Linked DNA regions of Homo sapiens: region 2 is linked to region 1. Evidence: read pairs that join two places in POLR2A ChIA-PET (ENCODE). Cell type or tissue: CD4-positive, alpha-beta T cell. All regions are shown on one strand. Links, peaks and the distances in the headings refer to the core of each region. The heading gives the core; the rest is flanking DNA. Region 1 overlaps NFKB1 (nuclear factor kappa B subunit 1). Region 2 overlaps NFKB1 (nuclear factor kappa B subunit 1).

Evidence for each region. Peaks named below come from ENCODE experiments on the same cell type or tissue, not always from the same donor. Only the 100,000 strongest peaks of a DNase experiment are listed, where the experiment ranks them.
Region 2: POLR2A ChIA-PET joins it to region 1 with 8 read pairs; 7 of 35 experiments call an interaction of 5 or more read pairs at or near these places.

The regions. Positions count from the first base shown.
Region 1 is chr4:102,504,683-102,509,091 of GRCh38, reverse strand. All of the region lies in intron 1 of NFKB1 (nuclear factor kappa B subunit 1), which reads right to left. Among named protein-coding and RNA genes, the nearest start is that of NFKB1-AS1, 4.4 kb to the right of the region's middle. In CD4-positive, alpha-beta T cell, for the core only: no CTCF peak of the experiment used is centred there; no DNase peak of the experiment used is centred there; H3K4me3 peaks cover 142 bases.
Region 2 is chr4:102,572,588-102,576,996 of GRCh38, reverse strand. NFKB1 (nuclear factor kappa B subunit 1) reads right to left here. Exons shown (of 24, transcript NM_003998.4): 7 at 1-121. Among named protein-coding and RNA genes, the nearest start is that of NFKB1-AS1, 72 kb to the right of the region's middle. In CD4-positive, alpha-beta T cell, for the core only: no CTCF peak of the experiment used is centred there; a DNase peak (open chromatin) is centred at 2,486; H3K27ac peaks cover 453 bases.

The sequences.
Region 1 (4,409 bases), core at 341-4,340:
ACTGACTTCTAAAGTGTTTTTTCATAATGTGGTGAAAAGTCCATTCTTACCAGTTTAGCAAAAATATGATAATCCATTATGAAATGTCTGCCGAAAGGTTCTATCCAAGGGCAATCTCTCTTACTTCTTTCATTATGACCCTCCATGAGATGAGATATACAATTTATCTCATTGTATTTCTCAACCATGAGATATATGATTTGTCCTTTTATTTATAATTCTCATTCACTTTCTAGATTATTCTATCTTCACATTCAAGTTGATAACAAAGTTTAAGTCTTAGTTTTATAGAGGACTCTTCCCCCTAAATCTTTATGCTTTCATTATCCTTTGCTTTGACCAATCTTTCAAAAGACTCAGGTTTAAAATCACATACACATATACAAACGATGCTTAACCTATTCACCTTATCATGTATTAGCAGTATAATAAATGAATGCATTAAATGAATAGGGTAGAGAAATGGCTATATTTTTGGTTCATTTTAAGCCATCTCCTCTGAAAAGTAGTTCCCCAGGTTTTTTGCTTGGTTTGAAATTAGCAGTATGAACACACTAAAAATTTTTTTCCTATTTCCTAGATTGTATATTCAGTTTTCAGTTTTGATTTTACGTAAATCAATTGCTGATTTAAGTACTTTCCTGACTATCCAACTGAGCAAAAAATTAAGTGTAATTTAATTTTAATTCTTAACATTGCTTTCAACTTCTAATTTCCTCTACATAAATAGCCACCCACACATGCTTCTTCCATCATTCCACATCATCATCATTTTAATTTTATAAATCATGAAGGTTCTTGTATTATATGCAGATGCTATAAATTGTAAGGTATTCTCCTCTGGCCTCATTACCAAGTCCATACCCCATTTAAAAGAAAAAGACACTGAAGGTTATAGATCAAGTCTTAACAGTCAAACACCAATACATGTTTAAGCCTTACAAAATAAGCCTATACTTAAGAACTGGTAGACAAAGAGGTTCTTCAAATATCAATAAAACATGATTTGGGAATTTGTGTTAAAACATCCAAAAATAGTTATTTTCTCATTCCTAAAATTCTTGTCATGGAAGACATATTTTCTAAGACAATTAAGTAATCTATTTTCACTATTTAAATGAACTGCAGGCTTGGGCTTAGAACCAATAAATAGGTTGATTAGGGAGTCTGTCATCACTTTTATGTTTTCTTTTTTACATACTTGTTATATGGTAGAATTGACGTCTGGGATAAAGAGGGATAGGTGTGCCCTAACACTGAAATATGGTATAGTATTTTCAGTCCAAATGACATGATAAATAATAAAAATAATTTTTTGAAATAACTGCTTTTAACAAATAAAAGTCATTAAAAACAAATTGCTTTTTAAAATGGGACATTATAGAGGTATGCTCAACTTTATGCAGGTCTTATACTTTCTTTAGTTCAAGTTAGTGAAAAGTAAATCCTAGAAATATTAGTGAGCCTCATTTATCAAAAAGGTTCACCTTGGCCAAGCTAGGTGGCTCACGCCTGTAATCCCGGCACTTTGGGAGGCTGAGGCGGGTGGATCACTTGAGGTCAGGAGTTTGAGACCAGCCTGGCCAACAGAGCAAAATCCCATCTCTACTGAAAAAAAATAAAAAATAAAAAATAAATTACAAAAAAAAGGTTCATCTCAAAGAAAAATCTAATAGCTTTATTTTCCAATATGAAATGCATGAATTGTCCATACATTTCTACTAGTAGCGTAAGGATTATAACAAAGTTAGAGCCTTGTTTGTTTTGTTTATGCTTCTCTTCATGCCCAGAAGCTGCAGACTGAACTCGTAAGGGAACACACAAAAATTTATCTTTTTCTGGAAGCCATCTCATGGGGAAGTCACAGGCAGAGTGCCTGGATTATTTTATTATTTTAACAAACACTGCCGCTATTAATCTTCGGAGTACTTTTCAACAATGACGGCTTTACAGTGCAATTGTTATAGATGTTAACATTTAATTTCTTTCTCATTTTGCTGGCAACAACAAAAAATATTATATATACATATTTGTAACTAATATATATTAAATATAATTATATTAGTTACAAATATGTATTTATACATATATCATTATATTTAATATACATATTAGTTACAAATATGTATATATATAACCTTTTTTGTTGTTGCCATATCTGTATATGTAACTAATATATATCAGTATATTTAATATACACATTAGTTACATATATATGTAACTAACTTTTAACTTAATTTTTAAACTTGAATGTTTGTTGTGAGTGATGTGAGGGGAGATCAGGGTCAGAACCAGAACTAAGTGGCAGCAAAGCAGAATGAACTGAAGTGAGCAGCGCTCAATAAAATGGTTGTTTTCCCACAGGACTGCATTAGGGTTCCCAGGGGGCACAATGACACTAGGACAGGGAGTATTGGCATTTTGCTCTTTTCTAGTCTAAATGGTATATTTCATTTAAAAAACTGTGTCCACAAAAAAATAAATGGTTCAATTCAGAAATTCAAGGCCAACTTTTAAAAAATGCTACAACTGAAAAATAATGAACAAACTGTGCTAGGATGAGGCCCCAGCTTCTATAGTGTTGGAAAAATCATTAAAGTATGAAAGTGGAAAGTACAGTAAACCCTGCTAACTGCCTGCTTGTTCCTGAGGTTTGCCATCTAGTAACTTTTAACAGTCACAGATTTATGGGTGATAGGTGTTTAATTCTAGAGGTAACATAACAAAATAACATATTTTGTTTTAACTTTTTGGTTGATTAATTTAGATAAGTGTTAACAATTCTTAGATTACCAAGCAGTGCTTGTAGCATTGTTTCTTTTTTGGAGGTATTAGTATTTGATATTACAGTTTCAATGGAGTGTACAGAAATTCTAACTTCACCAAAAAATTACATTTTTCAATTTTACAAGCACCTTTTATCATTCCAATTACTTTATAATCTTGCTCTGGTGCCTCTAAAACTTTGAAACTAAAAGGCATTTTTTTTCTAGTTCATAAATGCCTCTTTCAGAATGAAATGTTCCCCTTTTGGAAGGCGCCAGATACTTTTTAATAAATTATTTGTTCTAGTAAACTTCAAGTGGTCTTTAGATAAGATTTCCATAATATCTAAGACACAAGGACTATTTTGTGCTCCTTTCTTTCCAGAAGGCAAAGCAAAATAATGTAATTTTTGTTCCTTATAGAAGATGGCTGTCCATTTAAAAAAAAATTTTGCAACAACTTCATATCATTCATTCATTTAACAGTTAATGATTGCTTACTATGTACCAACAAGTACAATGCTAAGCATCAGATATTTCTTTCGTCAGTATTGATTAGATATTATTTATTTTTAGTTAAACTAGAGTATTTGATTCTCTCAAACAGCTTTTTCTTTATTTCATTTTTTATAATTTTGGCTATTTTAAAGAATAAATTCTTTTCTAAAGCTTAAGCAGTCAAAATTTGTCACAGTTTAAACTAATAGGATCCATAGATGAACTCAAGTCTGTTGATATCTACTGAAGGCATGGGTCAAAATAAAAGCTATTTTAAGGTTTCTGGATTAATGGTGAAAGATGAATGAAAAATAATAAGGCAATTTGTAATGGATAATTAAACCAAATATATCATTATTCTAATTTCAAAAACAGGCAATAAATTAAAGCAGATGAAATTTGTATTACTGATAATTAATTCTGTTTGTTACTACAGAAAATATGACACAATAAAAATTGTTTTCTTTTTAAAATGTAAAATGCACTATTTTTATTATTAGTACTCTAAATTAAACAAATATTTTCATCCATAATCTATCTTCTGAGATTTCTATAATCTTTAACAAATCACATCTTATGTGACTCTTATTCTGTACAGAACTGTCAGGCTTTAAATTATTTGAGGTGTAGCAATGCAATTTGCACAACTTATTTTCTAAACTGTTGGCTGATCTTCAAGGCCAGGTCAACAACCTCCGGAAATGTAAAAGACAGTATATTAATTTGCACCCAGGAACAACCCCTAATACAGCAGAGACCAAAGGTATGAAGCAATTTCATCATCATTAAAAGAATGTTACTACTTTTTTCTCTTTTTTTCTTCTAAAAGTGAGGCACTGGATACTAATTAATGAAATACTACAAAGATAAAAGGCTTGGTTATGTTACCAGAACTATTAACTGTCCAAATTATGTGGTTTCAAATATTAATCTTTTTTGATTAAAAAAATTCACAGTCAAGGAGCCAAACTGACTTGCAGGACTATGCCAAAACGTTCAAACCTTTCTCCCTGAGGCTGAGTACCTTCAGTTCTTCCAAACTGTCTGTCTCCAAAGTAGTGACAAAATTCAAAGAGAGATCATATGCTCTTGATGGTTTATTGCTGACCTCTAAGAACACTACAAGTGAGTTCAGTATTTATGGGA
Region 2 (4,409 bases), core at 1-4,000, 68 kb before region 1:
AAGGTCAGGGTGCACCAAGAGTCCAGGATTATAGCCCCTTATACACGCCTCTGTCATTCGTGCTTCCAGTGTTTCAAATACTTTTTTCTTTGTCACATGAAGTATACCCAGGTTTGCGAAGCTGGAGAAAAAACAGTAACAGCAGCAGCAACAACAACCAAAAGTTAGGCACTTAATGTCTAGGGAATCTGGCTTCACTTGTAAATTAAAAAAAAATACACAGGCCCTCAATGCTTTATACAAATCTCTTGGGGCTACATGCATTTCAGAATTTAGGGTATTTTTGATGTTAAAAAGGCAATATATGGCCTATACTGCATATTACATAATACTCTAAGCAGGTCTGGGGCACACAATGTAGTCAAACACGTTAGTATTTCCTCAGCGAAATATATAATTGGACTCACCAAATGGAAAAATAAAGACTATAAACAGCTACACATCAGGTCAGATTGGTTTTTACTACCAAATGAGTCTGCAATAAACTTGGAAGAATGTTTTGGTTTTCAGAGCTTATTTGACTTCCAAATTTGATTACGGGAGTGGGAGCATATGTGTCTATATGTCTTAATGAGGAAGTCTTACCGGGTTCATTTTAAAGTATTTTCTATGGGAGCTGTATTAAAAATTCAAAATTCAAAATACTAACAACTTCTTAAGAATAAGAAGAATATTATATTTGGAATGATTATTTTCCTTTTGAATTGTCCTTGGGTTTCTGAATGGGATTTAAAGTCTACTTATAATCTCATCTTCTCCTGAGTTATCTATAAGGTTGGAATTATTTATGACCATTAGAGTTGTCATCTAAGTATACACGTAAACAGGGATGGAGAATCTTTTATCTCACGAAGGCTACATATTTATAAAACAAAATATGTGATAAGCTTAAAAAGCAATGAAAATGATTTATAAGAAAATATATAAAATGTTCCAGCCATTCACTTTTGAAATTAAAGTACATGAAACAAAGAAGTCTATTCAATAAATATAACAGGCAAACAAAAAAGGACTTTACCAAGGAGATTCATTCACTCAACAAATATTTATGCAGATCCTTATCAGTGCCAGGAAATGTCCTAGATGCTTTTGTCAGCAGTAAAAGAATCTCTACCTTCACTGAATTTATATGCTAGTGTGACAACGGAGAAGAAACAAAGAAGTAAATTATACGATACAATTTAGAAGGCAATAAGTGTTATCCAGAAAAATAAGGTAGGAATGAGGAACAGGAGAGGTAGTAGAAAAAAGCATAACATTTTAAAGTAGGGAGAGGTCAGGAAGGACACTCAGTAAAAAGATGACAACTGAGCAAAAACTTGAAGGAAGCGATGGGGAAGACATGAACATATGAATGATGAATGTGGCAAAAGGAACAGTAAGTACAAAATTCCTGCGGTAGGACCACGCCGGTGTTTTCAAAACACAACAAAGGCAAGGAGGTCAATGTAGCTGGAGTGAAATGAGCAAGTTGTCAGAAGTAAGTGAAGAATTCAGAGAGGTAAGCAGGGGGCCAGATCTCTGGCTTTTACTCAGAAAGAAAGAAAGAAAAAAAAAATTAGTAGAGGAAAGAAAGAGATTTCATGACAACTGGATTGAAGGAAAGAATGAACAAGCTAAGGTAGGAAGGTCAGATAAAGTAGGGAAGAAAATAGGAGTTATAAGGCAGAATGAAATGAGCACTCATACCAGAGGCCCAGAGACAGAATAAGTCACGTGTCCAGGCAGATGAAAAAAGTGGATAGCTAAGACACAGAACAGAAAATATACCACTAGAAAATAAGCTCCTTGAAGGCAGAGATCTCTAGTCCCTAGAACAATGCCTGACATATGAGTGTTTAATAAGTATCTGTTGATAAAGGAATGCATGAATTAATACAGCACAGAAAAATATGCAACATGACATACTTATATGCATAGAAGCATAGGCAGTTTTTCAGAAACAATACCTATATCTTTTGGCCCTTTCAGCCTTACTCCCATATAGAACTTCCCTAACTGCAGGAAAACGGGGTTATCTCCTTTGTAATAGCAATGATAAACATCTGTGTAGCATCTTACACTTTACTGTCAATAATATGCTTTTCATGTATATTGCCTAATCTAGTCCCTGTGAGAAAAACATCATCCTTATTAATTTATTATGTGAATAATGAAGGATTTACTCTGGTTAACAAATGAAACAGTACAGAAGTCAGTCTTCTGCTTCAGGTAACGATAGAGTAAAACAGACTGGTTTGAACCTTAAATATCTAAAATACATGAAGAAATGGTTTTTAGACACTAGAAAACAGGCAGCACAGAACAGTAATCTTTAAGAAAAGGGAAATAAATAAGGTGAACCCTGTAATTACTCTGGCTTAATGCCTAAAGAGTCCCAGGCTGCAGCACAGGAAGGAGGAACCCCAACAGAGCCTGGCAATCTCTGAGGTTGAGGAGACACAGTTAAATATTGGAGGAAGCCAAGGAGGCTAAAACTCACAAGCAGAGTACCGGAAAGGAAGAAACCGCAAACAGAGATACACTCAGAGATCACTGGAGTCTTCAGCTGAGTGCTGTGTGTGAGGAAATATGTCAAAGCTGGGAAAAGAACCACCACAGAGGTGGAGGCAGAAAAATTACTGTAACACATATGGGGCTGGAATAGTTCAAGAAATCTTGTAATACATGGAGCATCAGGTTGAAAATTCAGAAAGGTACTGCCTTAGCAATGATGTCAAATTAACCCTAGAGTAAAGGTTTCTCTGGTCTCTCTGATAAAGCTTAAAAGTAAGTTTAGAAAGAATCAAAAAAATCAAACTGTTCCCAAATTTAACTTCATCCCAATCCTCAAACGTATTTAAAAGCACATCAAAAAAAAAAAAAAAAAAAGGAATCCAAGACTTAACGATACAAAATTCAAAATACCTGTCATCCAATAAAAAACTAACAGGCATGGAAAGAAATAGAAAAATATAATTCATAATTAGGACAAAAACTAAACAAAAATAGATCCAGAAGACAGAATTTGTACACAAGTACATTGAATAGCTATTATATATTCCATATGATCAGAAAAAGAAGAAAGCATTGGTATGTTAAGGAGTAACATGGCAGATATGAAAAAAAAAGACCCCAAACAAATCTATAGAAATTGCAAATTACAATGTCTAAGAGGAAAAAATACACTAGATGGAATTAAGAACATATTAGACACTACAGACAAAAATATTGGTGAACGTGCAGACACAGTAATAAAACTTTCCAAAATGAAAGAGAAAAAAAAGATTTTTTAAAAAACAGGTCATCAGTGAGCTGTAGGAAATTTCACATAGCCAAATATATGTGCAACTGGGGTTCCAGAAGAAGATGAAGAGGAGTGGACAGAAAATATATTTGAAAAAATAATGGCCAAAAAGTTTTAAAACGTACTAAATATATAAACCCAGAGATCTAAGGATCTCGATGAACCCCAAGCACAAGCAACATGAAGGAAACTATGCTAATATCCATATAATCAAATTGCTTAAAACGAGTGAGGAAGAGAAAATCTGAAAAGCTGCTAGAGAGAAAAAAAAATTATATACAGAGGAACAAAGATTAGATTGACAGGTGACTTCTTGGAAACAAGGCAAATCAGAAGACAGTGGAACAACATAGTTTAAGGATGTGAAAGAATAATACTGTCAACCTATAATTCTTTTTTTTTGAGACGGAGTTTCTTTCTTGTTGCGCAGGCCGGAGTGCAATTGTGCGATCTCGGCTCACCGCAACCTCTGCCTCCCAGGTTCAAGTGATTCTCCTGCCTCGGCCTCTCGAGTAGCTGGGATTACAGGCATGCACCACCATGCCTGGCTAATTTTGTATTTTTAGTAGAGACGGGGTTTCTCCATGTTGGTCAGGTTGGTCTTGAACTCCTGACCTCAGGTGACCTGCCCGCCTCGGCCTTCCAAAGTGCTGGGATTTCAGGCGTGAGCCACTGCGCCCGGCCTGTCTACCTAAAATTCTATACTCTTCAAAATATCTTTGAAAAACAAAGATAAAATAAAAAGCTATGAAAACATACACCTACTGAAAGAATTAATCAGCATCAGATCAGCAGTATAATAAAAGGAAGTGCCTGAGGCAGAAGAAAATGATACCAGATAGAAATTTTGACCTAAGAAACAGAATGAACAGCACTGCAAATGATAAATACGTGGTTAAATATAAACACCTTTTTTCTGATTTAAAAAGTTTCTTTAAAAGATAAGTGACTGTTTTAGATACTTTTCAAGAGAAGACACACATGCCACCAACAAACATATGGAAAAAGCTCACTAGAGAAACGCAAATTAAAACACAATGAGATATGATCTCACACCTGTCAGAATGGCTTTTATTAAAAAGTCAAAAGATAACAGATGCTGGCACGGCTGTGGAGAAGAGGG